Regions from separate parts of the Homo sapiens genome. Here all the other regions are linked to region 1. Evidence: chromatin loops called from intact Hi-C (ENCODE). Cell type or tissue: ascending aorta. All regions are shown on one strand. Links, peaks and the distances in the headings refer to the core of each region. The heading gives the core; the rest is flanking DNA.

Region 1 (10,498 bases), core at 2,181-7,180:
CTTTCTCTTCCTTACCTCGTCTCACTTGTCATCCCCACATTCACCCCTTCCGCTTCAGATTTATGTCATCTTCCTTTAAATTCCTCTTGTACTTTGTTCATATATCCATTACAGAATTATTCTATTTTTAAGTAACTGTTTCCCTACTCAACTACAAACCACTTAAGGGCAGGGAACTTATCTTTTGATCTCAGGGACATGAATGCCTAATTCTAGAAGATACTTAAATACTTGCACAATTATTCTACCCTAACACCCTCATTATACAGATAAGGAAACTGAGATTCAAGTTATATGCTGTGTCCAGGGTACTAATGCTATTGGGCTGCTCTCTAATGAGAATGTGGTATCCTCTTTACCTAATATACCTCATTTATTGCTCACTAGAAAGCTCAGCAGTATAGGGAACGGCTTTAAAGTCTCTTTACACTTTGAAAATAAGTTCCTTTAGTGTCTTACAAATATATTCCAGAAGTCAACGGAAAATTCAAATAATATCTAAGTGATTCATTGGTTTCATTTCTAAAATACCATATACCACTTTGAGATATTTACAAATAAGCTATGAGTCATCTATATGCTGAAAATCACACTCCCATGAACACTCTATAGAATATTGTTTTGAAACATCTATATACCTTAGTTGCATTTCAAACAGTTGTGACCTATGCTTTTCTCAAAGTTGTGCCCATTGGAAGCAGTTAGTAATGACTCAGATTTTAGGCTAGAAGAACTGATGTCCTAGTATCCACAAGTGTGGTCTCGCAAACCTGATGTGTTTGCATACATCAAATACAAAAAAGCGAGGGACTCCAACTTTAATTAACTATTTGAGGTCATACTACTTTTTGCTACTAAAATAGCAAGAATTTTACCTCTACTGGCCTAAGAATGTCAGAAATACATTATTTTTATAAACTACAATGTTGTAAGTTTAATTTCTAAATATGGATACTATTAGATCACATGGGAATATAAGTATTCTGAGCATTAACGACTGAGAATGATGATTCTAAGCATTTAGAAATTTACCTTTATGTAGTTTCTTAGTCTGCTCTTTTTTAAGACTAAGAAATGTTTATTATAGGCCGGGCGCGGTGGCTAGGGCCTGTAATCCCAGCACTTTGGGAGGCCGAGGCGGGCGGATCACCTGAGGTCAGGAGCTTGAGACCAGCCTGGCCAACATGGCGAAACCCCATCTCTACCAAAAATACGAAGATTAGCCGGGCGCGGTGACAACTAACCCCAGCTACTCGGGACGCTGAGGCACGAGTATCGCTTGAACCCGGGAGGCGGAGGTTGCAGTGAGCTGAGATCACGCCACTGGACTCCAGCCTGGGCTACAGAGGGAGACTCAGAGAAAATAAAATAAATAAATAAATGTTTATTACACACAGAGCTTTTGAAAACACCAGTAATTCAAACCCATATGCTATCTCTTAGCACTTTCATTCAGTCATTCTCTTGCCTCATTCTAAATCATTATTCCCACATCTGATAGATTAGATGAACTCTAAGGTTCTTCCAGGTCTAAAATCTTGTGACATCAATCAGGAGGATACTTCATAACTTCAAAATAATAACGTGAATGGATTGTTTTTTATGTGAGTCACAGCAATAATGCACTGTGGAGACAAGGGTAACAAACACACTACAGAAATACAAAATTACTAAAGTATTAAAAGTAATTTACAAAGCAAATATGTGAATAATTATTCTATTACTAAATAATCCTACTCTATGAAAGGATTCAAGAAGAGGTTCCTTAAAGAGAGCTCACTTAACGAAGACAGGCACTATGTTAACTGTTTTTGGTGAAAAAAATCACCGTTAGTCTTGAAAATGGCATATGGGAAGCCAATGACAAAGGTTACTTTTAAATTACAGTGACAAATCAAGAACCAAAAAATTAACACAATTTCTAGGAGCTATTCTGTAAGAGCACAAGTATAATGCCGTTTCAGATATGAAGTATACACTCATATTATTCAACGACTGCTACTACTTACATTAAAATGGCTAACACTTATACTTGGCTAACTATGGGAGCAGCACTGTTGATTTCACATTTATTAACTCATTAAATCCTCAAAGCAACTCTATGAGAGAAGTACTATTATTATCCCCGCTTGATAGATGAGGAAACTGAGGCCAAAAAGGTTAAGTGACTTGCTCAACTTAAATTCACTCTAATAGTAAACAGTCAAACTACTATTCCACTTCAACTACCAATACCAAAAACATTGAATTTTTCCACTCCCGAAAAATTTAAACTTTAGAAATTAACTTGGCTGACACAGACTATACAATTATTATAAAACAATACATTCATTTTAGTATCCTCCTCTTGTGTTAAATAATTGGATATATGGGTGGCGGATACCAAGAGCACAGTATCATCTGACTTGCCTATGATTTCTGGTAGAATAAACATAAATGTATAAACTTTAAAAAATGTGTGTTGATGCATTCCCTATTATTGCAAAAATTGGGTGTCCTCAGATGAAACGGAGAGAAAAGATCAGTAGTATGCAAAAGTAACCATTAACCATTTAGTAACACTCCATAAATCTTCGATGACCGACATGGGTAGTAAATGATAAAATTATTTTTTAATGGTTTAAGACACCTTTTTACATAAGCCAAAATTATTTTTCTAGAGATATTTCATCCTAAACGCTGTTTTAAATGTCATGCTAAAACTGTCTAAAAGTTGCAGGTCCAACTTCCATCCCACAAAAACTGTTCCTCTGCCTACACGTGCAATTCTTCCTACGGGACCCATTCCATTTTACATCTGCAAACTATACCCAGCTCTTCAGCGCTGCAGACTCGGGTTTCCTTCTCAGTCTACGCGCAAGCCGGGTTCGGCCCACACCCACCACACCCCTCCGGTCCCCGCCCAGCGCCGCTCCTCCTCCCGGGCTTCTCCAGCACCGACTCAGCACCTATCAGCGCCGCCCCCAGGCCCCTGGCCCAGCCCATCCTCGGGCACGTGTGAGTGTGTGTTTGTGTCAGTCTGTCAGTCCCACCGGGGACCGGGCTCGCTTACCGAGAGAGAAGCGCTAACTTCTGCTCCAGCATCATCTCCAGCTTCTGGCCCTGTTTGGAGATCCAGTGGTCCACTCCGTGCAGGCGGTAGCACGTCTCCAGCATCAACCTGAAGTCCGCCACGAACTCGGTGATGCCCCCGTACTGGCCGCTGGCGAACTTCTCTTCCATCTGCAGCAGACACATGCCCTGTCCGGGCTGCTGCGGGAAGGCGCGACCGCCCCGGCCCCCGCTGCGCGGCCCTTCCGCCACCTCCTCCTCCGCGGTGGCAACGCCCCCCAAGGGCTGCAGAAAGGGGGCGGTGAGGCCCCGGTGCTTCTCCTGCAGGAACTCGCCCAGGATGCGGTAGCCCTGCTGTAGCTCGTAGGTCAGCTCCTGCTCCTTGCAGCAACCGCCTCCGATCACCATCGCCTCCATCTCTTCCTCCTGATCGTCCGCGTCCTCCAGCGAGGAGGCACTCCTTCCGTGGGCCGGCCCTGAGGTCTGGGCCGCCGCTGCCACCTCCTCCTCGTCGTCCTCTCCTTCGGCCGCCGGTGGCGGCCGCTCTTCCTCCCCAGCCGGCTCCATCGCTCCCGGCGTCCCGGGCACACTCATGCCCCGGCAGGCCTAGGCTGGGCGGTGTGGAACAGCCGCTCGAGGTGCTGGGGGACGCGTGAGCGCGAGCCGCTTCCTCACGGCTCGGCCGCGGCGCGTAGCCCCCGCCACATCGGGCCTGGCTCTCCTCAGCCGCCGGCTCGGCTCGGTGCGCGCGGGGGTCTTGAGCTCACCGCCGGCGGGGCGGGGTTACATGGCGCGCGAGGAGGGGGGAGAGAAGAGGAGAGCCTAGGTGCCCTCCTCTCCCCTCCCCCCCGGCGGCGGCGCGCGCACGGCCCTCGCCGGCCTCACCCCTCCGCACCCCGCCCGCCTGCTCTTCACCGGCCAGGCCCTGCCGGGTCGCCGCGGCCTCGGCGCCCCACCCCCTCCCGGGCCAGCGGGGGGCTGGGAGGGGGCGAGGAGGAAGGGGGTTCTCCTCTCCCCTCCCCGGAGGGGGCCGCAGCGGCGGCTCCGGCTCCTCCTCTCCCTCACACCCCCTCCCGCCCCCCTCTACCTGCGGGGGACACGGGCAGAAGGAGGCGGTGCACGGACGGGGCCCGGCGACAACTGTCAGTTAGAAGCCCCGCTGGGCGGTGAGGGGGGAGAAAGGGGAGGGGCAGGGAGAGAAGGGGGAGGGCACTCAGCCCCCCGGCTGGGAAGAGCTGTGGAGAGAAGCAAAGAAAGAGGCCCTGTCGCCATCCCCGGTGCGCATGCGTAGTAGAACAATTCCCCCCTCCCCCCCCGCCACCATCGTGCCCCGCCCCGCTACGCAAAAGGAAGAGCTTCGGCTCAGCTACAGGCCCAGAAGCCTGCTAGGGTTGCGCGGACCAATGATGTAATCAATCGTAGGCCAATCGAACATGTTGATGGAGGGGGAAGCAAGGCGCCTGCGCAGCTTAATTCGCTACCGCCTGGGAAGGTGGCCAAAAGGCTTTTTTTAAAGCAAGTGCTTCAAGAGGAAACTTCTTTTGCAAGACCCGTGTTAGCCCCCCAAACTAAAATTAAAGTTGCTAGATAACCTTTGTTAATGGCAAATGAATAGTGAGAAAGCGCAAAATGTAAATCTTCTCTACTATAAAATTTACATTCTGTTCCCACCCTTTCTCCCTTGTGACTGCGGGTCTTCTATATATAACCAGAATTTTGAGAAGTTTAGAAAGAAAGTTTAAGGACTCGACCATACGTTCACATGCAGAAGAAAAGGAAGTGATTTTTAGAACCCCAGCTCTTAACATCAATTCATATTTTGGAACTAATTCCATGTTTTCAGTTACAAATTTCCACCCTCCCGATTCTTGAGATCTGTTAAGAATAAAGAGAATGGAACCTCATTTAAACAAATTCTTGGGACTGAAAACAGTCAAAATAGTTCATGTCTGAGTTGTACAGCATTAAACAGTTGTTTGCATGGGCTGATAATCTCACTACATTTTACAATTACTGTTTAATGACTAAAAAGTGGACTCATCATTCACATTGGTTTACATGTTACTTAAAATTAGTTGGGAGGTAGGAATTCATGGTTCCATAAAGCAAATACTACTATTTCCTCATGTTCTATTTGAAAGACGCACATATTATTTTTTCTAGGTACACAGAACCCTCGTTAAAACCTAGAATTACCTAAACACAAAAACAAAATTACAGAAATCATGCATTTTAAAAGTAAAATGTGTATAACTAAATGATTAGGATACTCTGACTCTTGCAATTGTTTACTTCTCATTAATGTGAACTTTAAAGCAGTGATAAAATTTTTTTTTAACCTCAAAGCTGTTTTTGTCCAGTAAGTTAAGTATCACTCTTAAGTAAAATAGTGAAGCGGGAACGCTCTGTTAGGGTATTCACACTGTCCTCCACACATACCTTTTATCTAGTATTCGAGGTCTCCTCTCATCAGACATTTGTAATATATAACGCATTTACAGGGTTCTCTCCCCTCAGAGAAGAGTCTGTGGACTCTGAAGAGTCCACAGAACCTCAGCTCACAGAAAGAAAAATGCAGGGATCAGTCTTACTTCAGCACCTGGCAACCAAAACGTGTGTCTGACTAGACATTCCTCCTTTCTTTCGACAAAGCCCAGGAATCTGAAGCCCAACGTACCCAAGCAAACATCCTCTACTCCTCTTTAGTCATCAGCTCTATTTCATGACTCTTGGACAATATTAGCTTACATTATTGAACCCTGTGCCACTAAGCACTTTATATTCATTGTCTCCTTTAATCTCACAACAAGCCTATCAGCTAGGTATTAACCTTATTTTTCAGATGAGGAAACTGCCTCTTAGTTTAAGAAAGTTGTTAAACAAAGTTAAAATCTAGGTCTGTCATACTTCAAAAACTCCAGGTGCCTAATTCCAAGTCATCTGGCAGAATTTCTAATTCCTCATACATAAAAGTGTAGGGAATTGCTAGAAATGTTGATAAAGGGTTTCTTAATTAAGATTATATAAAAGAGAAAGGTGTGGGTGAGTAGAAGGAACCTCAACTCTAGGTTATGAAGAGGTCAAGATGATAGCAACTTAACTATAATGAAAGTAGGATCGGGTCCTTGATCTTAAAAAAGAAACTCTATTACACAAGAAATATGGGCTGGGCACGGTGGCTGACACCTGTAATCCCTGCACTTTGGGAGGCTGAGGTGGACAGATCACCTGAGGTCAGGAGTTCTAGACCAGCCTGGCTAACATGGTGAAACCCCGTTTCTACTAAGAATACAAAAAATTAGCTGGGAGTGGTGGTGCGCACCTGTAATCCCAGCTACTCGGGAAGCTGAGGCAGAATTGCTTGAACCTGGGAGGCGGAGGTTGCAGTGAGCCGAGATCGTGCCATTGCACTCCAGCTTGGGCAACAAGAGCAAAACTACATCTCAAAACAAACAAACAAAACAAGAAATATGTTGGTTGTAGGTATGTAGGTAAATTAGAAAATATAGGTAAGTGAGGAGAAAATTTGCCACTTAATCCTACCACCTAGAGAAAACCTCTATTAATACTTTGAGGTGGGATTTTTCTATTCATTCTTCTATACTTTATTTATCTTAAATATACTAAAAATTGTGATCATACTATACATAATGTCCTTAATTTTCCTTTTTCCCCCATTAGTAATAATTACATGGAATGGACAGAATTGCATATCTAAAATCTCAACTTTATATTCTTGTCAACAATAGCCTAAATAGCCTGCCAATATGAATGAGTAGGGAATGGATTGGGAAAATTCTAAAGTAAAAGAAGTTCCAGACACAATAGAGGTACAAACAACAACAGCAATAACAGCTACAATTTATTGAGCACTTACTAGGTCTTAAATATTTGCTAAATACATACACAGTACTCACAATAGCCCCAGGAAATTATAGATGTATTTAAGTTTTGGATCAATGAGTAATCGTTAGCTGAGTAGAAAGCTCTTTTCTACCCTACAATAAGCTCGACATTAAAGACTGACATTCCAATTAATATAATTAACCCTGGACTTATAGAACTGTTTTCTCATAATAATGCACATCTACTGCTAAATGACTACTCTCAAAGTTGTTTTCTTTTTCATGTTCAAAGAAAATTACATTTCTTTCCTTTCACTTTTCCAATAGAATACTCTTCAGTTCTACTCTAGAATCTCTTAGGAAATTATTTGAAATAGAAATCAATTTAAGCCCTATAACTAGAGCTTTTTCTCTTGTTGAGCTGCTTTGCAGGGAGAAAATGGCATACATATACAAAATAATACTCTGCTGAAACACATAACACTGACTCCCAAGAATACTGCTTACTTACTCTTTGTCAAACACTGTTACATGCTACCAATATTAGATGTATCAGGACTCCCTTTTCAGTAACTATGGTTCTTGGAGTCCTGGATAACTTAAAAAAATAGAGACCTGTCTGGCTAAAGAAATTTAAAAGTTCTCTAACTCTCAACCAGACACCTTGGGAACTACAATATGGATATGTCCTACCCAGTTCCCAGGAGTACATTATGAAGAAGTTCATATACATCCCACATCCACTGCAGTATCTCAAAACTCTCCTAGTAACAGCATCCTCCCATCACCACAAATACCAAGAGTATTAATTAAAGAGGGACAAGCCTGCCACTATATCCTTCACTCACAATTCCAAAGATGTTTGTCCTGGAAATTCTATCTTATTTTTGTGAGCTCTTAGCATATTGTGATAGCATGACATCTTCACATCAAGTATACTGCTTGGCTAGCATCAATAATAGTTCAAACAAATAGCAACAATTTATATACTTTACATCAACTAGGGGAAAGGTGACAAACATTGTTTAAGACAGTTTGAAGCACAGGTTATCACCAAGGTCTGTGTTTGGAAGATAAAACATGCGAGATAAACAGAGGACTAACACTGATTAATTCTGGAGAAACATGGAGAAGAACTATAAACTGCTTAGCAGGGAGAAAACAGTTCTCTGATTTATAATAAAATCTATTCACAACACTTATTTGTAGTTACTTTTATAATAGATAATATTCAAGTTATATTAAAGTGCTTCAAGCAAAATTTAGCAACTCCTGTAAGGCTTCCTGCTGTTCATCATCAAGTTGTGATACACATTCCAACCATAAATCTTCAGAAGTCTGTACCTGACGCACGACATTAGCTAGGCGTTTGGCACAAGGATCCTCATAGTTAATAGTCTCATTAATTTTTCCTTCTGCAATTATACTGATTATTTTGGGAAGATTGGAATTATTTGGACCAATTACAACTGGGTGGTTACTTTCAATTAGGTCACAGAGAAAACTCAAAGTCTGAATAGCTTCCTCTTTATCTTCATGCAGTGGAAGCCATGATAACCAGTGTGGAAGAACTTCATCTACATTTACACAGTTAGGCTTAAACTTCAAAATCTTCCCTATTGCTGAGATACAGTTCTCTGTAGCAATGACATTTTTTTTGGTTTTGGAATTTGCACACTTAATAACTTTTACCAGAAGTGGAACAGCTTCTGAACATAAAGAACGATAATCATCTCCACCAAACTGTGCCATGACACCCAGGCCATAAGCAGCAGCTTGCCTGACTTCAGGGTTGTTATCTCGCATATTTAGTAGCATTGGCCACCGAAAATATTCTACATATTTAAATGAAGTTGGACTGCAGTGCTCTATGATGTCATCAAATATGCACAATCCCCACTGTCTGTCTGGCCATGGCCTACTTGAACAAATTAGATTTACAATTAATGGAAGTAGTTGTTCAAACCATGGTAAAATCTTTTCCTTATAAGTACTAAATAATGAGTGCAAAATATCTGATACTTTGGTCAGAATATAAACATCACATTCATCCTCATCTTGCAGAGACATCTCAACCTGTTGATCATAGTTTTCTTCCTGTCTTTTCACCTGTCTCAATTCTTGGTTTTTAAAGTGCCCTTCAAGTTTTGCTTTCAGTATTCCTCCCAGTTCTTCCAAGTGTTCATCATTAAGGCAACCATCTCCCATAACTTCAATGGACTTTGCAAAAGAATTCATTATTTCTGAGAGCACATCTGTATCTGGTTCAGTACCAATAGCCTTGATTAAGGGGTCACATATGAATTGCCACATCTGTGCAAGATACTCTGGGCCACGAATTCTTGCACATTCCAGGAGAAAAGGCATGGACTCTGCTGCTGCCACTCGAACATTGTCATGGAAATAAAATTTCAGTAAAGGAACCATCAGCTTCACAACTTGTTCTGTATATTCCACAAACCCTTCCCTTAACTCCTTAGCATAGTAAACCAACATTTGGCAAGCAGTTGCTTTTGCTTCAAGTCCTGAAGTTTTAATTCCAAAACTCTGCTGGTCTCCAAGATTTACAAATTGCCAGCCATCATCGTCACTCATATTTTCCACATCCTGTGTGTCTAAGAGAGCAACATCAGGTTTAGCTGAAGCAGTCTTAATAAGAGGCTCGATAACCAGTGGAAGGTACTGTTGAAAATCTTTTCCAAGAATTTTACACATTCTAGCCCATGCTGAAACCATGTAAGAGGTCTGAGGGTCATCATCTTCCATATTATTTAAGTCTGATTGTGTCTTCAACAACAGCTGCATCACATTTGATGCATCTTGCATAAATTTTTCCTTCCCAACAGCAAGACCAATATGGCTAATGCACTCGATAGTTTTTCCTCTCAGAAGCTTGAGTTCCTTCTGAACAGCAAGCTCAACAATGTGCTTTAGTGAGGGCATGAATATATCATAATATGGGACAAATTTTTCTTCTATTGTATCTGCAACTGATGCAATGGTTGTCACAAGTTGTTCCAAAGCCAACTTAGTTCCATTCCGAATCAACTCTTGAAGTTTAATCACCAAGACGGAATGTAGATTTTTCACCATACTATCCACATATAGAACTAGCAATGATTTAGGGCAGTCTTCAATAAAAATAATAAGAGCAGAAGCTGCATGTGATTGCACACGCTGATTACCTTGATTTTCCATGGTACGTAACAGAGCTGCAATCACTGTTTCATGAAATTTCTTTTGGAAATTAGGTGCAAAATCTGTAGCCATCTGTCCAAGTGTAGTACAGGCTGCAGCCCTCACCCTTGGATGAGGATCCTGAAGAAAAAGCAAAACGGAGTTAACTGTTTCATCTAGAATTGATTCCATTTGTTGATGGCATCCTTCTCCAATGGCAGATAAGGCCATTAATCCAGCATGTCGATACTTCCAGTCAGGGCTCTGAAGCATCTGCATGATATGCTCCTTGGTCATTGGTAAAACAACTTTTCCACCAAGCCCACAAGCCAGTCTGTCTAGTGCACTCTCCGCAGCAACTGCATTGCTGTCAAAATCATCTTCTTCCATTTCATCAGCATTTACCCAGTCCTCATCATCTTGTA
Region 2 (10,498 bases), core at 2,775-7,774, 560 kb after region 1:
GACCTCAGAACATGGAAGCCATGAGGGAAAAACAGACAGGAGAGAATCTGGCATTGTTTTACTGGCTGGACACCTGGAGCTCCAAAGTTTCCTTTCTGATTCTGTGAAAGTGCCGAGACTCTCAGGTCCCAAGAGCAATTATAGTTCTAAACTAATCATTCCTTAGAAAGCTGAGAATTCAGAACCACGAATGAACAAACTGTGGGGGAATTTCAGGGTCTGTGTCTGTCTGGTTGACCACTTCACTTCTCTCTGGACTGGCAAGCAGTCCTTGACCAGGGTTTAATCATTTATTCAATTCACGAATGGCCTGTTTTTCAAAGATCTTTAGACATGAATTCTAGGGCCAGGTGCAGAGGGTCATGCCTGTAATCCTGGTCTCCCTAGCACTTTGGGAGGCTTCCTTGAGCCCAGGAGTTCAAGGCTGCAGTGAGCTATGAAGAGAAAAAAAAAAGGGCCAGGCGCAGTGGCTCACACCTATAATCCCAGCACTTTGAGAGGTCCAGGGGCGGGTGGATCACCTGAGGTCAGGAGTTCGAGACTAGCCTGATCAACATGGTGAAACTCTGTTTCTACTAAAAATACAAAAATTAGCCGGGCGTGGTGGCGCATGCCTGTAATCCCAGCTACTCAGGAGGCTGAGGCACAAGAATCGCTTGAACCCAGGAGGCAGAGGTTGCAATGAGCCGAGATTGGGCCATTGCACTCCAGCCTGGGGAACAGGGCGAGACTCCATCTCAAAAAAAAAAAAAAAATTCTATTCCCCAACCAAGATGAAAGCCTGGAAAGACACACCTGTGGAATCAGGATGAACTATGCAAGGGAAGGAGGGAAAAAAATGTTCCTTCGTTTCCCCTGTTATGAAAGGGAAGTGAAACACTTTCAGCATTCTTTATTGCAAATTCCAGGCAACTAGCCATAAGTAACCTTCCAGTGGTAATAAAACCAGAAATGGACTAAGATCGGGCCACTACCACTCCACCCTACTTACTTAGCCAGCCAGCACCACCCTATCCCCTTTGTCTGCAACTCTCTAGTATCAGCAGATGCTTTTGCCCTGCTCTCGGCTCCTAGGCGATGCTCCTATTAAGGACTTCCGCCCCACAGCTCAGTACAAACTCTAGCATAGCACTGGCCATCAAAATGAAGGAACCAGGAACACAGGCCTCCTCTGGCACAAGCTGAGGCCTGAGTTAGGCCACTGCTACAGGCACTGCCCCTGGGGGGAGCGAGTGGTGTCCATTAGTACCTGCTGGTCCCCACAGTGGTCCCCAAGAGGCGATTGGGATCCTGGAGACCAGGTTCTCATATCCAAAGCAAACATTGAAGCAGGACCGTGAACTCTGCTTTATGCCTTTTTTGGTGCTTGAAGTTGAGAATCATCTAATGGAGAATTTATTTATTCAACAAATATTGTTTGAGCATACTATGACCAGAACCGGGCTTCAGCACAACAGGGGTTACTGAAGAATTAAAGCATGGTCTCTGCCCTTCATCCAGGCCCAGGGCCGGGGCTGAGCCAAGGAGAGGATGCTTGCAATGGCAACATTCCTGCCCTCTTCCTCCCTCTGCTCCCTAGAGAGCAGTTCCACAGCCAACTGGCTGACGTTTGCATTCTGGGTTTGAGCAAGTCTTTTATCTCTGAATGTTTTTCCTCAAAATGGTCAAGTGGGATGTCTTGGAAGCAAGGATCATAATGGCTAGTTCACAGAAATTTGTTTCTTGACTATATGTTCCCTCATCTGCTTCCAAGAAGGCTTGGAGGGAGTGTCCCACAGAAGGGACCCTGAGAGCCAGGACCTCTGTGCCCCATGGTGAGCAAGCGCCACCTCCTGCCATACTCACCGTTCTGTGCCCCTCTCCTTTCTGGTTTAAGTAGGCTCGGATAGTGGCCAGTCCAGCATATTCTCCCTGGGCTCCGCTTGCAAAGACAAGAAGAAAGGGATCACGGTTAGGTCTTCTGGCTTTCATTTACTCATTCAATATTTATTGGGCCCTGGCCAGGGGTTCACCAGCACGTGACACATGGTCACTGTCCAGACGCTGAGAGAAGCTCATCAAGGAGCTCTGCTGGAGTCAAAAGGTCTTGAACAATCAAAACAATCAAAGCAACAGCATCCAGTTTGTGCACTACAGCTCAACCACTCCTACCCAAAGATGGAGCTTTCTATATCCTTGCTCAGGACCACGCATTGAAAATAGCCTTTTGTTATTATGAAAAATTTCAAAACTATACCAAAATACAGTGAAGAACAAAAGGAACTACGACGTGTGTGTCAGCCAGCTGTAACAATTTGGTTTACGGTCAATCTTGTTTCCTATTATATTTCTCACTAACCACTTTCATGCTGAACTATATATTTTGAAGCAAACTTCAAACATCCTATCATCAGTTCAAATGTCAATATGCAGCCTTCAAAGATAAGTATTGTTTTTAAAAATATAACTACAGGCCGGGTGCAATGGCTCATGCCTGTAATCCTAGCACTTTGGGGGGCCGATGTGGGCAGAGCATTCGAGCTCAGAAGTTCAAGATCAGCCTGGGCAGCATGGCGGAACAGTGTCTCCACTAAAAGTACAAAAAATTAGCCTGGTGTGATAGCATGCATCTGTAGTACCAGCTACTGGGCAGGCTGACATGGAAGGATCACTGGAGTCTGTGAGGCGGAGACTGCAGTAAGCCGAGATGGTGCCACTGCACTCCAACCTGGGTGACAGAGTGAGATCCCGTCTCAAAAAATAAATAAATAACTACAAACACAATTGTCACACCTAGAACAATGAACTTCAGTTTTTTCCTTTTTTTTTCCCTTTTCTTTCCCCCTTTAAATGGGTAATGTGTCAACATCTTAACAAGGTTTAAGGAAGACACACCTATGAGGTGAAAACAAATCATCACTCTATAATTTCTTAGTATTACCAAATATCGAGTCAAGGGCCTGATCAGCCCCAAAAGAATGAGGCACTTTTAATGTGACACCATTCCTGGCAGTCTCAGGTTCGGCTCTCCCAGGCCCCGGATGCAGATGGCTGTTAGGGGCTGGCCATCCTCATCTCAACGGTCCTGGAAGGCACCACTTTCAGGGCATATGCCATGACTAACATTCCGGTGAGCAATGCTGACTCAATCGTAGACTGTTATTTCATGTTCCCAGTACCCTGTGCAGGAAGGGAAGGGAAATGAGTAATAGATGTATCAGTCCCATTCAAAATGTGTATGTCTGCGAAGCTGAAGGCAAAAATTAAATACTAAAAAAAGATACAAAAATTTAAACTTTAAACAAATGAAAATTTAAAAATAAAATAACTTTTTTTAATGTTACCCACAGAAAATCGGTAAGAATTTTAAAAAATGTGTATGTTCTCCATGCCATCACCCCCATTTTGCACACAAAGAAACTGAGGTCTGAGTGCTACATGCCAAATGGCCAACAGTGACAGATGAAGACTTGGGTGTGGAGTCAGCCTGCCTCCCAGAGCTACGGGCTCCCTTTGCAAGCAGTGCTGCTCTTCTGAGCACACTGTGCTCTCCAAGGACGGAGAGTTGTGGGAGCAAATGCTGATTTTCTTTCTAGCAGAAGTCTTGTCTGATTGATAGAACTGGGGGGTTTAGCTAAAATAAAAAATAAAAAAAAAAAGAAAGAAAAGAAGAAAGAAAGCCTGTCTTACAAGACCTGAGTCACCCCGTTCCTCGTCACCCGCACTGAGTCAGCTGCAGCTATCTCCGCTCTCTTCCAAGAAGAAAGGCAAAGACTGCTCTTCTGTTTTCCTGGCTTCTGAAAAACAAGTCCTAGCCTATTTGAGGTTTTTTCATTTTGAGGACAAGAAAATGAATATGCCGTGCTTCAGGAAACCACTCACATCACAAGTAACTTCATCTCCCTGTGCCTATGTGCCTGAGAGATGTGTAAAATGGGGATAGTAACAGTACCCATCACACAGGGCAGATGTGATGTGTAGTGAGATCATCAAGGTCAAATGCTTCTCAGCCAAATCCTGCCCATTCTTCAACTGGCTACAACTCTCTGCAAAGCCTTCCCTAAAGCCACCAATCCAGCTCTGTCACTTCCTCAGAGAGGCCTTCCCTGAAGGCAAGAATTTTGTCAACCTTGTTCACAATTGTATTCTCTATTCCAAGAACACTGACATAAAAAATATTTGATAGATTGATTAAAGAAATAATCCTCTACCTCCTCCAAATTATCATAGCATTTTACTCTACAATCTTATCTGACATTAATATCCTATACATGTACTGGACATAGAAAATTATTACCGATTTCACATTTACTTTGTATGCCTGTCTTATCTCAATTAGAGCATAAGCTCTGACAGTAGGGTCTAATTCTCAGAGTTCTGTATATTCTTCAACAGGGAATATATAGAACAGTACTCTGCATGTAGTAGTTCTGCAATAAGTATTTAGTAAATATTTTAAAAATTGAATTCCTCCAGCACAGGCAATCAATATGAATGTCATCCTTTCCCCTACAGTAAGGAACCTCAAGAAAAACATTTTATATTTACCCCTATGTTTTTCTCATGAATTCTATTCATCTGACTTTCTTGAAAGGCCAATCAAGGTGTAGACTAGGAATGAAGGAAGAAGCAGATTACTGGCTATGAGCCAGTAGTGTAGGAGAAAGACTATATGCTAAAGACTTGATCAGAAATGCTGGATTTCTCTCTCTCTCTCTCTCTCTGGCCTTAAACATCTATAAAAATCAGCTATGTTTCAACCCAAAAAGTGCAAATGATATATTCAAATGTGACACAAGGATTACTACTGGGGCATTAGTAAAACAAATTGTTAGTGCCACCTGTTGGTAGAAAAGTCTTATGAAAAATAATTGCTTATCTACATAACCCAGACTAAGCAACCATCAACAAACTATTATATATGGAGGACAGGCTAGGTCAGTGCTTTTCTGACATCTGTTTAAAATGAAGTAGTGAATGGTCTGGAGCTGCAGGGCTGGCCAGTGAACGGGGAGCCTCAGAAACACCAAGTTTATGTGAGCACAGCTTAAACTGTCCTAGAAAAACAAGGCCCTCCATGCCGGGCGTGGTGGCTCACACCTGTAATCCTAACACTTTGGGAGGCCAAGGTGGGCGGATCACCTGAGATCAGGAGTTCGAGACCAGCCTGGCCAACATGGTGAAACCCCATTTCTACTAAACATACAAAAAATTAGCCGGGCGTGGTGGTGCATGCCTGTAATCCAGACTACTTGGGAGGCTGAAGTGGGAGAATCACTTGAACCTGGGAGGTGGAGGTTGCAGTGATCCGAGATCACACCACTGCACTGCAGCCTGGGCCACAGAGTGAGACTCCACCTCAAGAAAAAAAAGAAGAAAAGAAAAACAAGACCCTCCAGTGTATGGCATTTACTCAGGCTGATTAAGGAGCTGCTGCTTAATGCAGAATGGGGAAATTGAGCAGACAACTTCTTCCAAAACTCAGATTCATTCTACAAAGAATCCACAAGAAATTCAATAGACCAGAAAAAGTAGAACAACTGAATAACAGGTATAAGAGCCCACAAGGTGAAAACAGCTGGAGTTGATGGAATTCAACAGTATTGTGATGACTATAACCCAGGCCCTTTCAGTATCAGTGTATCATCACAGGTGTGCAAGTTCAGGAGCAATACTCAATGTAAACTTAAAAAAAAAAAGAATTTGTAGATGACATGGCAGAGATAGGGTGAGGGTGATAGTTCAGAAGAGCTAAAAGTTCCTTTGCCAAGGTTGGAACGGGAGTTCAAAGAAAAAACAAATTTTAAAGATTTTAAAAATTAATTTATCTTTCCCTTTACTAAGAACCCTAGCCAAACATACTGAGAATTAGAAATGGATGTTGTGCCGGGCGTGGTGGCTCACTCCTGTAATCCCAGCACTTTGGGAGGCCGAGGTGGGTGGATCACAAGGTCAGGAGTTCGAGACCAGCCTGGATAATATGGTGAAACCCCATCTCTACTAAAAGTACAAAAATTAGCTGGGTGTGGTGGTGGGCACCTTTAGTCCCAGGTACTCAGGGAGCTGAGGCGGGAGAATTGCTTGAACCCGGGAGGCGGAGGTTGCAGCGAGCTGAGATCGCACCACTGCACTCTAGCCTGGGCAACAGAGTGAGACTCCATCACAAAAACAAACAAACAAAAAGAAATGGATGTTGCAGACCAGGCACAGTGCCTCATGCCTGCATGCCTGTAATCACAGCACGTTGGGAGGCCGAGGCGAGCGGATTACCTGCAGTTAGAAGATCGAGACCAGCCTGGCGAACATGGCAAAACCCTGTCTCTACTAAAAATACAAAAATTAGCCAGGTGTGGTGGTGTGCATCTGTAATCCCAGCTACTTGGGAGGCTGAGGCAGGAGAATCGCTTAAAGCAAGGAGGTGGAGGCTGCAGTGATGTAAGATCGCGCCACTGCACTCCAGCCTGGGCCACAGAGTGAGACTCAGGCTCATGGCCGGGGGGATTAAAAAACATCGTGGCTAACTTTATAGACACCATAAGCAATTTCTCAGATGGTGACTGCTTTGGAATATTTGGACATGGGTCACTGTAGCTGCATGCTTTTTATATATGCAAAAAGTAACATGAAACCCATTTTGCAAGACTGCAGAATGCACTAAAGTAATAATTTATGGTGAACACCAGCAGTCACCAAAACTCCCACTGAATCACATTGTAATTATATGGAGAAAACAGTATTTGTGTTCTCAAATAGAATGTTGTATTTTTATACAAGTCAAAAGATGTTAAAAATGTGCCATAAGAAAAGACCACGCTGTGGATTCTAAAGTTTTAAAAATTATAGTACCAAGAAATTAAGATTTATATATTTTTGAATTACTAAATATCTAGATTGACCATATCTATTTTTGTTTTAATTTTCCCTAAATATTCTGAAAATCATTTTATAGTTTTTAACACACCATCATAGTTTGTGCACGGATGGCCACCTTTAGTGTGTGATTTCAGTGAAGTTCCCATTGAAGTTATTTATAAGCAGTGGACCTATTTTACTTCTTATATTTGAACTTCTTAAGAAGTTTCTTGACCAGGCATGGTGGCTCATGCCTGTAATCCCAGCACTTTGGGAGGCTGAGACGGGCAGATCACCTGAGGTCAGGAGTTCGAGACCAACCTGGCCAACATGGCGAAACTTCGTCTCTACTAAAAATACAAAAATTAGCTGGGCGTTGTGGCAGGTGCCTGTAATCCTAGCTACTCAGGAGGGTGAGACAAGAGAATCACTTGAACCCAGCAGGTGGAGGTTCCAGTGAGCTGAGATCGCACCACTGCACTCCAGCCTGCGCAACAAGAGCAAAACTCTGTCTCAAAAAAAAAAAAAAAAAAAGTTTCTCGGGGTATGTTTTTAAAAAAAATATTTTATTACATTTAAAATGATACCTTTTCATGAAAAATATTTATTTTATGAGTGATAAATTATAAGTTTAAATATGAGGTGAATTTGTTCCCTTCAACTACCTATAATATCTATAGCATCCAGCATACAGCCCTTTGTACAAAATGTAACATTTAGAAGCTAAAATATACATCATCCTCCCCCAAAATAATGATTTTCTTATAGACACAAGCAAGATTATTCTAAAATGCATATGTAAAGGCAAAGTAACTGGAATAGCTACTTTTTTTAAAAAAAAAAGAAAGAAACTGGCACAAATCAGTTCATCTGATGGCAAGGCTTATTAACAGTAGCCCCCTCTTATCTGCAGGAAATATCTTCCGGGACACCCAGTGGGTGCCTGAAACCATGGATGGCACCCAAACCCAGGTGTACTACGATTTTTCCTATACATACATACCTATGATAAAATCTAACTTATAAATTAGGCACAGTTACAGATTAACAACAATAACTAAGAATAAATAGAACAATTACACCACCATACCAGTATCACTACTCTTGTGCTTTGGGTACACTACTAAATAAAATAAGGGTTCCTTGCAATGAGACATTGCAGTGAGATCGTGCCACTGTACGATTTCACTGTTCCTTGAAAGCGCTGTGATAACATAGCAGTTGATCTGGTAACCAAGGCAGCTACTAAGTGACTGATGGGTGGGTAGCATATACACAGTGGATATGCTGGACAAAGGGCTGATTTACATCCCAGGTGGGATGGAACAAGATGCTGCAGGGTTTCATCACACTATTTAGAATGGTGTACAATTTAAAACTTAGGATGAATTGCTTATTTCTCAAATTTTCCATTTAATATTTTTGAGCCAGTTGACCATGGGTAACTGAAACTGCAAATAAGTGGGGACTATCATATATAGCTACAATAATCAAGCCTATGTACACAGAGATCACACATAGATCAATGGAATAGAATATAGAATCCAGAAATAGATCCAAACAAATATACCCAACTATTTTTGACAAAGTTGCAAAAGTAATTCAATGGAGGAAAGATCGCCTTTTCAATAAATGGAACTGAAACACTTAGACATCCATAGGCACAATCTAAGTCTCACAGCTTATATAAAAATCACCTGTAAATGGATCATGGACTTAAATGTAAAACATAAAACTATGAAATTTCTGGGAAAAACAAAAAACAGAATAAAAATTGTTGGGATCTAGGGTAGATTTGAAACCCAAAGCACAATTCATAAAAGAAAAAAATTGATAAATTGAACTCCATCATAATTAAAAACTTTTTGCTCCCATTAGGGTTACAAGGACAAGCTACAGAACGGGAGAAAGTATCTGCAAACTACCATAGCCAACGAGCAGTAAGTACAAATGCAATTCAGAAAATGATGCTGGGAAAATGACATGTGGACATGCTGTCAATGTGCTTAAAAGTACGAAGGAGGGTTACATTAGGATGTTGAAAATCAACTGGGTTTTCATTGGTGCTGAGTTTAGAGGTGTGTGTGGGAATGCAGAGCCTTTCAGTGGCTTTATTATCTGGGGGAATTCCCTCTTTTGTGTGAGTCTATGGGAGAGACACGGTCCTACACTCCCCTATGAAAGCAAAAAGGATTAGACATTCCCAGTCACTAAACACTAATAAGACATGGAGGTGTGAAACATCCTGTGCAATACTCCAGCCAGGACATTATGAATCTGGATGGACAGACCAAAGGAATGGGACAGTTCCATATTTCCCACAGTGAAGATGGTGACTCTTCGCATGGTGAGACTCCATTTTCTTCTCTGCTGCCAGCCTTTCTTGGGTCTTACTCACTGCTGAAGTCTAATTCTCCAGCTTTTCCATCAACTCTGTGAACTGCCCAATAACTTCCCTGTAAATTATTTTTCTGCTGAAGTTAATGCAAGCCATTTTCTGTTGTTTGCAAACAGGAGCCCTTAGGTGGCACATACTGTTAAATGTTTCCTACAACAAGATCATGTTAAAGTCACTCATTCCCAGGCAGATCTCACAAACAGGTATTTCCTGCAGCCACCCGGGAGTTTCTCTCACCTCTAATATCAAAGTTGTTTTTTATTTGCTGCCCTTTTCAAAGCTGTCTGGCTCCAAGCAAATTATTCCTCTGGATCCCATCTGTCACGTGGACATAATGCTATCTATTTCACAGGTGAACTTAAAATTTTTATGATAGAATACATTTATGTGGGCCAGGCATGGTGGCTCACGCCTGTAATCCCAGCTACTAGGGAGGCTGAGACACAAGAATCGCTGTAATCCCAGCACTTTGGGAGGCTGAGGCAGGTGGAGGCAGGTGGATCACCTGAGGTCAGGAGTTCAAGATCAGCCTGGCCAACATGGAGAAACCCTGTCTCTAATAAAAATACAAAAATTAGCCAGGTGTGGTGGCACACACCTGTAATCCCAGCTACTTGGGAAGCTGAGACACAAGAATCGCTTGAGCCCGGCAGGCAGACGTTGCAGTGAGCTGAGATCGTGCCACTGTACTCCAGCCTGGGCAACAGAGCAAGACTCTATCTTAAAAAATAAATAAATAAAAGAATACATTTATGTGATTTTTTAAAAAAAAATCCATCATCAGTGCAGAAGGGTTATAAAGCAAAAGAAGAAGAAAAAAGCGACCCCCATCCATCCTACCCAGTGTCACCCCCCAGAAGGAAATACTTCACAGTTGCTTGTGATACGTAAGGGTTTGGTGTTGGACATCTTTGATGTCAGACTCCCCTCATCCAAACTCTCCTTTACGTTGAGAAACAAAAACGATGCAAGTGAAACATCAGCTAAGAAACCGATACGGTAAAAATGATGGCAGTAAAGTGATCCTAACAACCACTGTCGAAATGACCCACTTCAGTTCATGGCACCTTCAGAGGACCACTCTCAAGAAAATAAGGGAAAAATGGGTGCAGATTCCTATCTACCAGGTGGAAAAAACAGGTGACTAACAATTTAACAGTACAAATACCTTGCAAACGGTATGATTTTAACCAGTGAAACTCCATGTACTGCATGTCTCAAGTACCCTAACGTTAGCCAGGTCTCTATCTCTATGGATTTAAAATCAAA
Region 3 (10,498 bases), core at 2,045-7,044, 210 kb after region 1:
ATTCTGGTCAAATGATTAATAACATTCTTTTCATTCTCAAAAATTTATGATTCAGATAACAAATTATACGATTACTAGAATAAAGTCTGTATGACCTAACCCTTAGTCGTCCTGCCTTCTAGAGCCATGCTTTCATCTTCATTCAACTAGCTACTTGAATAGCATGGAGTAACTTGTGGCAGTCCAATATTACCATTGAGTACAACCAGAAAGGCAGATCAGGAGAGAGCTGCTGAAGCACGAAGGATGAGGGGCTAAGATTCCATGGAGAGATTAGCTAACAGTAGTTAGCTACTTTTTAATAGTTACGAGAGCATTGGCCAAGGCAGGGAATCTGTATTTTACCAAGGTAGGAGGTCACTGCCAGGAGACAGAGAAATCACTGTTGATCGGTGTTGTGGGAATGAAGAGACAAAATTGGAAATTGGAAGGGCCAGGCCCCCAGCAAGAAGAGAGGGCTGGAGAACTGAACCTACATATAATGAGTTTCCTCTTCAAAACACTTGCCGAATTACGCAGCTGCATGGGGGCAAAGGCAAAAAAAAAAAAAAAAAAAAAAAAAATCAGCCTCTTAAAAGCAGAGCTGTGGTTTTAGCAGCCTTTTTGGTTTTGTTCTTGTTTCATAAAAAGTCAAGAGTTATAGTTCATGACTGCTGGGAGAAAATTGAATAATTTTTAGAAATTGTTTCATCCAGGCCAGACACAGTGGCTCACGCCTGTAATCCCAGCACTTTGGGAGGCCAAGGGGGGCAGATCACGAGGTCAGGAGATCGAGACCATCCTGGCTAACACAGTGAAACCCCGTCTCTACTACAAAATACAAAAAATTAGCCGGGCATGGTGGCGGGCGCCTGTAGTCCCAGCTACTCAGGAGGCTGAGGCAGGAGAATAGTGTGAACCTGGGAGGCGGAGCTTGAAGTGAGCTGAGATCACGCCACTGCACTCCAGCCTGGGCGACGGAGCGAGACTCCATCTCAAAATAAATAAATAAATAAATAAATAATTGTTTTATCCAAAAAAGAGCATAAGCCAGGGGGACAAAATAGCAGAGAAAAAAAGTAAGATAGTAGAAGCAAATTCAAATATATCAATAATTACAATAGATGTTCCAGTTCAAAGACAAATTATTGTCAAACTGGGAAAAAAAACCAGTATACTACTTATATGTGACACATCTTTAATGTAAGGACACAGAAAGTTTGAAAGAAAAAAGATGAAAAGAGATACACTATGTGAATACTAACCAAAAGAATGTTTGCAAAGCTCTGCTAATGGAGAAAGCAGACAAATGGACAAAGCAGACTTTAAGGCATGAAGCATAATTAGAGATAAAAAGAGAAATTTTTGAAATAATGAAGGAGGGTTCAATATACATAATAAAGATACATTATTCATCCTTTGTAATTTCCTCAGTATTTGCAAGAATTCCCAGAGTAGAGTATGCTAATATTCCCTTGGCTGTTACTTGTCACCCCTCCCTCCTATTTATTGCACACAGCTCAATTCCTGATTCATTCTTGTCATGTTGGCATCCTGTCCGCTTGCTTCACTGCTTTATCCAAAGGGCAGACATAGCCATCTTTCTTCATTACTCACAAATGCAACACTATGGCTTGTAGCAGATGATTGCTCAGGTTTGGGGATGATTAAAGGGGATTACTGCACAGAAAATGAAACAACTTTAAACAAGATAACAGAGTTCCTTAGTTGTTTTTTCCAAAGGGGACTCCATCATAGTCACATTTTCCCAAGCCTGGTCAGCCATCTGTTGCTGTCTCATTTTCTCTTTCCCCTGGATTCCAGAACCCTAACATTCTATCCTTCAACATGCCATGAGAAAAACTAAAAAATTCCTATTTCATTTTACAGTAAACTTTTTTCTGCTGCCCCTTTGTTTCAAGGTCACCCTTCTAATCTTGTAGATTGAATGGATGTAGAGGCTTGCTAGGGTAACAGTCCATCACAATATCCTTCTAAGTACAGCAGCAGTCTTCCTTCCAATGTGTGATCTTAGGATGTGGAATCAGTCCAAGTCTTAAAAGAGCATTACTTCATCCCTTTATTTTCTGCTACAGATGCCAAACGAGATGGAGAGAGGGTGAGTAGGAGCAAAATTTCTCATGAGGTAAGAAGAACAACTTCTCATGGGATCTATAGTACAGGATTTGCTTTTGTGATAAAGTATTATCTTCTGCGAGATTTTTGAGATGAATAGAAAGAAAAGATGAACAGTGGGGAGCAGGAAAGCCCGTCAGATATGTTGGAATACAGAGTATTTCAGAGCTTTTATTTGCAGACGAGCTGCTTATTACTGATAGGCCAAAGGGGGTCGCAAATTTCTATTATAAAGGAATTTGGAAGAATACACTGATCTCTTAATGAAGTTTGTAAATTAAGAAGCCAACGGCCAAAAGTGAATATATAAATGGCAACAGAATTTCAAAATGGACAGTGCTGAAGTTGAAGTTTAGGAGTTCAACTCCAAAGAGAGCCAAAACATAAAGTTTAGGGGCAGAAGAAGAATCATAATTGCTGGTTTAAAATATTCAGATGGAGGGAGGACGCAGAAAGTAGTGAGCCTTAGATGTTGACAGAATTGTAACTCTGTTGGCTCTTTACATGAGATTTCAAGCCTGCTAAAATCTCACCCGCCCAGATCTCCCTTCTAAGGCAATTTGGGTCTCTGCCAAACTTTGGCTAATAAAAAGAGTCTACAGACTCCTCCGAACACAGAGCTGCAGCTCTTCAGGGAAGAAATCAAAACAAGATCACAAGGTAAGACTGAATATTCTGGGAGATTTTTAGTCAGATTTTGCAAAGTTAAACCTTGGGAACCATGGAGAACTGTGTTTTTTTTTTTTTCCTGAAAAATAAATGATAAGGCCAATTTGTTATTATTGCTAATAGCAGTAAAAGTCAATGACAATAGCTGTTACTAACTTATAATTCCATTTGCTTTCCTTTGGGTGATTTGTAAAATTAATAAATTGCTGAAAGAGATTGTAATAGTTTTTATAGTAAATTCTGCCCCCTCCATGAAACTTTATTTTATTTTATTTTATGTTTTTTAAGAGATGGGATCTTGCTCTGTAGCGCAGGCTGGAGCACAGTGGCGTGATCCTAGCTCACTGCAGCCTCCAATTCCTGGGCTCAAGCAATCATCCCATCTCAGCTTCCCAAGCAGCTGGAACTACAGGCACACGCCACTATGCCTGGGTAATTTTTTTAGTTTATGTAGAGATAGGGTCTTTGCTTTGTTGCCAGGCTGGAAACTTTATAAAGCAAGTTGATAATTCTACTTCTAACTCCTAATGCTTACTCAAGACAAACATGCTTGCAATTGTTTACAAGTGGTTTTCAGTAAAAGGGGGACATCACTAAGTGTGGTGGTTCAAGCCTGTAATCCCAACACTTTGGGAGGCCGAGGTGGGTGAATCGCCTGAGGTCAGGAGTTTGCAGCCAGCCTGGCCAAGAGGATGAAACCCTGTCTCTACTAAAAATACAAAAACAAACAAACAAAACTAGCTGGGTGTGGTGGTGGGCACCTGTAATCCCAGCTACTCGGGAGGCTAAGGCAGGAGAATCGCTTGAACCCAGGAGGTGGAGGTTGCAGTGAGGCAAGATCATGCCATTACACTCCAGCCTGGGTAACAAGAGCTAAATGTCATCTCCAAAAAAAATGATGGAAACTTTGAATAAAAAATAGCTTCACAAAGAGGATTAGAGATGCACTAAATGAAGTAGTTTGGAATTGTTCTTTAGTTCTTTTTTCTTAATGGGACCTGACCCTGGACTTTAATCTCTGATCTGCACAGACAAAACCAATTCACTGAAACCATGGCATGGCAGTGAAGAGTTTAATTGACACAGGGCCAGCCAGCCATGCCACAGAGGATTCAAAGTTATTATTCAAATCTCCCCAAAAATTTGGAGGCTAGGGTTTTTCAAGGTTAGTTTGATGGGCAAAGGGCTTAGGGGAATAGGTGCTGCTGATTGGTTGGGAATAAAATCACAGGCATGTGAAAAATGGTCCTCGTGTATGCACTGAGTCTATTTCTGGGTGGGAGCCACAGAGTAGTCACTGGTCATCAGAAATGCAAAAGCCTGAACAGACATCTCTGAAGGTCAATCTTAGCTTATACAATAGTGATGTTATTTACAGTAGTCACTGGGGAAGTTGCAAATCTTGTGACCTCCAGAATCATGGCTAGTAATCATTTTACTATGCCTACATCTTAGCAGAATTCAGGACCCTCTCAAACTCCTAACTTGGTGGTCTTTCATTATTTTTACCAAGGTGGTTTACTTTTGGTGAAGGGTTATTATCATTTAAACCATACCCTAAATTTCTCCCAAAGTTAGCTTGGCCCAAGCCCAGGAATGACCAAAGGCAATATGGAAGTTAAAAGCATGATGGGGGTTGGTTATGTCAGATCTCCTTCACTGTCATAATTTTCTCACTGTTATTTCTCACTGTCAGTTTCAAATACAAGAATTGAGAGGTACCACCCCCTCAAAAATAAACTTTTGTGGAAAAACAAGGAATTGATACCCTAAGTGGAGAAATTCAAAAGCTCATCAGTTTTGCTACTATTCTTCATTTACAGACTTTCCTTTGAAGATTGTTTTCTTTTCTTTATTCCTTGCTTTCTGCCTCCTCACAATTTTCTCTGCCTTTTCTTTCCACACATGAATATATGCCTCCAGACTATTTTAATTAAGAAAATAGCACAAATCCAAAAGTATGTCCTGTGGCTGCATACAAGTCAGAGACTTGAGAGTGAAGTGTCTAGGGCAAAGACCCGTATTTCCTCCTCTGCACTGTGCTTCTCCCGCTGAAGCATCCTTCTGTGCCACACTGGGGTCCTATACTGTTTCCAACAGTCTTACTTATTGCTTCTCAAATTTGTCTTTTGAATACTTAATGCTCCTCTTTTGATTTCCACCCAGAAAATGTACCTCTCTGAGTTCAGAAAACTTCAGAATCCTCTATTTCCCAAAGTTTAGGGTGATTGAACTGAATCACACAGCTCGGTATTGTCTGAAACAGTTAAGAACTTCTAGCACAAGCATCGCACTTTCCTCAGCTCATATTTCACATTTTCTCCATTCTTCTCTGAAAGGATCCTGGACCTTCTACCAATCTTTGATTGGTTACTTCATAATTGATTTCTTAAGTAACCTAGATGTTTATCTCTTTCACATCATTGTTTAGCTTACAGTATCTACAGCCAGAAAGCACCTCTTTCCCTTTCCCATTTATAGAGAGAAAAGAATCCTGAGGCAAACTTTCACTTAGGGATTGAAATAGCCAGAACTGAAAACAATGGAAGAGATTGAGAAACAGGAAATGTCACTCTTGGCCAGGGTTTCCCAGTGATTAAGGAAATAGAGCTTACAACTAACTTCGGGGAAATAGGCATGAAATTCAATTGTGAAAAGTTAAGCTCCATCAGGGAATTAAATCATTACAGGGAAATACTGAAGAAGGGTCAGCATTGAGATAATATATATATGCATATATATATATACACATATATATTCTCCCTATATATATATTTTTTCTCCCTATACATATGTCCCCATATATATATCCCCATATATATATGTTCTCCATATATATATATGTTCTCCATATATATATATGTTCTCCATATATATATATGTTCTCCATATATATATATGTTCTCCATATATATATATGTTCTCCATATATATATATGTTCTCCATATATATATATGTTCTCCATATATATATGTTCTCCATATATATATATGTTCTCCATATATATATATGTTCTCCATATATATATATGTTCTCCATATATATATATATATATATATATATATATATATATATATATATGTCTACATCAGAAAATTTATATGTCAGTAAATCTGATACCATAAGGGTTTTTCTGGAGATGTCAGTCAGACTGTGCCAAAATCAATGTATCTTTCATTCAAGTTGAAATTTTGGCAAACATGGTGGAAATCAAGAGGTTCATTGGAATTCACCTTCTTTGTATCTCAGTTTGTAGCAGGAACATTTAGAAACATTAAGACCAAATATAAACTCCTGAAACAGCAGAAAGAAAGGGACCTTAATTCTATCAACAACAAAATGATTGGGTTGGGTTCAAGAACTTCAGGAAATCATGGTAGAACGTCTAATCTCTTCGGTTTCCTGTAGATTCTCTGGTGCTGATGTCTGCAAGCAAAAGTAACTTTTAAGGGGACACAACCTTAGTGGGCCTCAAAAAGTTCAGGCAAAGTTCAGTATGCAGGGAGTGGTAAGGGGGAGTGAGGAATTGGGGGCGCTTCCTCCCTATAGCGGACTCCTGGCACATGCTGCTCATGTTATTATCGGTAGATTACAGTATACCTACGAAGGTATTTATTTTTGTTTTGTATTTTTTAAGTGAAGAGTGCAGTATAGCATAATAGTAAAGACACAAATTTTTAGAGGCAGTCAGGCCTCCAGTCCATCATCCATCATTGACCAGCTGTGTAATTTTGGATCTTACTTAACTTTCCTGAGCCTGAATTTTTTTCTCTTGTGTAAAATGTGAAACAAACAAGCAACAAAATCCCACTCAAGACAGGTGTTGTGATGGGTAAAACAAGTTAGAAGCAGTCATCAAAGGTAATTTATTAATCACTGACCATTTACTAAAAGTGAGACATTTATCTTCCACATTATCCCTCACAGCACCTCTGTGAGGTAAATATTATCTCCATTTATGAAATTGAGACAGTGGGATTTGAAAAGATTTTAATACTAACCCAAAATCATAAAGTCAGTAAATTTCAGATCAGAGATTAAAGTCCAGGGTCAGGTCCCATTAAGAAAAAAGAACTAAAGAACAATTCCAAACTACTTCATTTAGTGCATCTCTAATCCTCTTTGTGAAGCTATTTTCTTATTCAAAGTTTCCATCATTTTCAAATATGAAAATATTGATGAAGTGACATTAAAACCTTCTGTCTATTTCCTTCAGGGCTACATTCACCTTTTGCCCTAGGGAAAGAGTTCCTGCCAGCCATTGTTCTCTTCTGTAACTTTTTTTTGCCATTCCCATTGCTATTTCCAGAACTAAGAAGTTCACCCACAAACTTGGCTGAGCGCTTTACTTTTAATCAGCACCCAGTTTACATCTAATTCCCCTCCACTTTGAACATTCCATAAATTAAATGATTGTCATAATTTTCCCTAGCCATATTAGTGCATCTGAGACCTTTTGCAATGGTAAGAATGTTTTGCTCATTATTTCCGACATAGTTCCTAGCAAAGATTCAATATTTCCTTAGAGTTTAACAGAACTTCATAGTTTTGTGTGTCTGCTGTGCTCAAATCTCAGCCACTCTAACTTCTTAGCCTGCTGGCTTATTACTGGCAATTGTTTAAGAAATGCTATTTAAGCTGTTTGTAATTTCTTTTTAGGGGACTATATGCTTTTCTCCACTTGTTCTTTTCTTTGGAGAATTATTAGACCCAAACATGAACTTCCTCAAATCTGAATTTATTAGTTCCAAAGTTTTTCCTCCCTAAATTTTATTTTTCCATTATCTCTTATACATATATATTATTTGTCCACATTCTTTAGCAATCCTGTTTAACAATACTTGATCAGTAGTCAGCATAACTGCTTCATATTTGTAAATTATTGTTATTGTTATTATTATTATTATTTATTTTTGAGACAGAGTCTGTCACCCAAGCTGGAGAGCAGTAGCTCGATCACAACTCACTGCAGCCTTGACATCCGGGGCTCAGGCTATCCTCCCACCTCAGCCTCCTAAGTAGCTGAGACCACAGCCATGTGCTGCCTCACCTGGCTAATTTTTTTACATTTTGTAGAAATGAGGTCTCACTATGTTGCCCAGGATGATCTCAAACTCCTGGGCTTAAGTAATCCTCCTGCCTCAGCCTCTCAAAGTGCTGGGATTACAGGTGTGAGCCACTGTACCTGACCCATAATTGTTAAGTTTCCTTTAGTAATATTTCATTCTAAACTTTTGAACAAGTTTCAGGCACAGAAATAAGTACCAATATTCATTCTGATGTAATTTGGTGACTATCTCCAGCTTCCTGTTTTTTCCCCCATAAGAAAAAAGGTCCATATTACCTGCACGTATGGTGGCATTATTTTTTCTTCACTGACTTATTCAAGAGCCATATGGTTTGTGGAAACTTAATCACAATTGTCAGTATGTGGTGGTCATTTAATATAAAAAATTAGATGCTATTAACTCAAAGGAGTATAAGCTGTTTTACAAAAAATGTTTGGAGGATACCGTGCCTAGGACCTGACAGGTAATGCTTACATCTGGCTGTCCAATTATTACTACTTTCCATTATGTCAAGTGGAAGAATTTCTGCTCAGTGCTATAAGGCCCATGAAAGCAGATTCAACATTTAGAAGCATTAAGGTCATTTGCACTGTGATGTGACAGAAAAAAATATTTTTAAGTCTTTATATTTCTTAATTCATAAAAGTATAAAACTTAGAAGTCTATTATTTTGTCAGCATCCAATTTTTTTCTAGGCATTTATGGCAAAAGCTGGTAAAAGAGCATCTGGGTTTAGACCCGTTGGTTCTCCTTACTATCTAGGTGGAACCATGCAGCAACTAGTAACCTCTAGAATGGCAGTTCGCTGTACATATTTTATGAAAAGTGTCTTGGCAAAGGAAAGGCTACCAATTATATTTATTTCTCTGTGCATCAGTGGGTACACTCAAGAAGAAGTCATATCTGTCCAGAGTGGGAAAATAATTTAGCCTTATCTTTGGGGAGAAGAGAGGTGTTTAACAGAGTCTTTTCATTTTAGTAGCTTTCACACTAAGCCCAGCTACCAGGTAAGTAAGGCTGAGCCAACTAAGAATTCCACAGAGAAATAATGAAGTCAGCAATTTGGGGAATAGCTGGAGTAGCCCACAAAGGAGGCAAAGTGAAAAGCTTGTCATACCATGGTGGTCAAGCTTCCAGACCTTTGAGTTGCATTTTTAGATCACCGCACAAGGCAGTTCTGTTAAAACTTTATGGAAATGAAATATCCAGGGTGCAGATTGTGGCTTATTTTATTCAGATAAATGACCAGGAAGTTTCATATCTATGAGAAGAAAGCCTCTGTACTCTTCAGTTTTAAATGGCTTGTAATAATCAAATTTAATTTCATCTAACAATGTTGTGTGTTAGCAGGCAGCCATTTGGTTGTACAATAAAATCTCATGCTTTCTACCCAGGTGATATTCAAAATATTTAATAGCTGGCATGGCATTAGCAAAGAGAAATAAGAAAGGAACCAGCCTTGCAGCATACCAGCTAAATACCAGCATTGAGAGGGACTCTCATTTTGGCTTTTGACTATGCCAGCTAAGTTGAATGGTGTGGCAGTGAAAGTGTTGTGGAATATATTACATGCTTTACAAAACTTTTCATAACCTGTTCTATAATATCAGTTATTTCTGTCGCTATTCAATAAGCATATCTCAAACATGAGAAAAAAAGCCTGCAAAAGTTATGCTTTCTGTAACTTTAGTCTTGGCACAAGGAAAAACTTTCACATATTTTTTGTTTTAGTCAAATTGTCACAATTTAGCACATGGAATCCCCTTTATACTAGCCAACTTGTTCTTTTAAAATATAACCACAGAATTTTAAATAATGCATTCCTGCTTTCAGGCAGCAATTTCTTTTTAATTTTGAAAGTGTTGATGTTGTATTAACTGATTTTTTTTTTACTTGGTAGCTACATTTGTTCCTGGAGAATAGGGAACAGTTGACTTTATGAGTAGAATGTTAACTGAAGATTGATTTTCTTTCTTTCAAGCTTTTTAATTCAGAAATATATCATACACATAAACTAATATGTGGAACGCATATGTAAGTGTAAGTTCTGGAGAAAAATAATAAAACAAATACCTGTGTATTTATCATCCAGTTTAAAAAATAGAATATTCCTTATACCTTTGAAGGCTCCTCTGTGTCACTACCTAATTGCATCTCCTTTGGTTTCCCCCAGAGGTAACAACCAAGAATTTGTGTTTATTTTTCCTTCCTTTACTTTAGAATTTTATGAAGTTTGATTTTCAAAGTCTTGGCAATTCATTTCATTTTGTCACTATTTGTCCCACAATGACTTAAGGCATGATTTACATGTATATGATATTCATAATCATTTTATAGACAAATTTATAAACACAAAAATTTTTTGTAAATGAACGTAACTGATGTTTTACTGTTTTGCAAAAATAGAATAGTAATAACAGTACTATTACTGGTAATCTGCACTTTTTTTTTTAAAAGAGTACCTCAAAGAGTTACTTATAAGTTTTTAAAATCTTGTTCTGATACAAAAGATTTTCAGTTTATTTTTTCTATTTTTTGATATATCATGTTTTTCTATCATATATAATATTATTTTCTTGATTTTTAGCACAGGAATTTACATATCCATGTTATACTAAAATTTTCTTTAAAACATAACATTATT

Evidence for each region. Hi-C counts contacts between places; a loop is a spot of excess contacts. Peaks named below come from ENCODE experiments on the same cell type or tissue, not always from the same donor. Only the 100,000 strongest peaks of a DNase experiment are listed, where the experiment ranks them.
Region 2: it touches region 1 in a loop (2.7-fold over the local background); 3 of 110 quality-filtered maps call a loop at or near these places.
Region 3: it touches region 1 in a loop (4-fold over the local background); 2 of 110 quality-filtered maps call a loop at or near these places.

What each region holds. Positions count from the first base shown.
Region 1 is chr9:6,004,143-6,014,640 of GRCh38, forward strand. BRD10 (bromodomain containing 10) reads right to left here and starts at 4,340. Exons shown (of 8, transcript NM_001017969.3): 1 at 3,053-4,340. The coding sequence starts at 3,645. RANBP6 (RAN binding protein 6) reads right to left here. Exons shown (of 1, transcript NM_012416.4): 1 at 6,883-10,498. The coding sequence ends at 8,148. MIR4665 (microRNA 4665) reads left to right here and starts at 3,684; the gene lies at 3,684-3,762. RefSeq lists silencers at 2,808-2,867, 3,258-3,417, 3,608-3,837, 3,888-4,407 and enhancers at 3,008-3,237, 3,369-3,870, 3,871-4,370. In ascending aorta, for the core only: no CTCF peak of the experiment used is centred there; DNase peaks (open chromatin) are centred at 2,949, 3,389, 3,849 and 4,389; H3K4me3 peaks cover 2,956 bases; H3K27ac peaks cover 2,382 bases.
Region 2 is chr9:6,563,509-6,574,006 of GRCh38, forward strand. GLDC (glycine decarboxylase) reads right to left here. Exons shown (of 25, transcript NM_000170.3): 16 at 1,846-1,921. Among named protein-coding and RNA genes, the nearest start is that of GLDC, 77 kb to the right of the region's middle. RefSeq lists an enhancer at 2,690-3,889. In ascending aorta, for the core only: CTCF peaks have their summits at 4,829 (motif pointing left) and 5,037; DNase peaks (open chromatin) are centred at 3,063 and 3,705; H3K4me3 peaks cover 347 bases; H3K27ac peaks cover 1,686 bases.
Region 3 is chr9:6,213,078-6,223,575 of GRCh38, forward strand. IL33 (interleukin 33) reads left to right here and starts at 2,730. Exons shown (of 8, transcript NM_033439.4): 1 at 2,730-2,775. In ascending aorta, for the core only: no CTCF peak of the experiment used is centred there; no DNase peak of the experiment used is centred there; H3K4me3 peaks cover 3,457 bases; H3K27ac peaks cover 4,788 bases.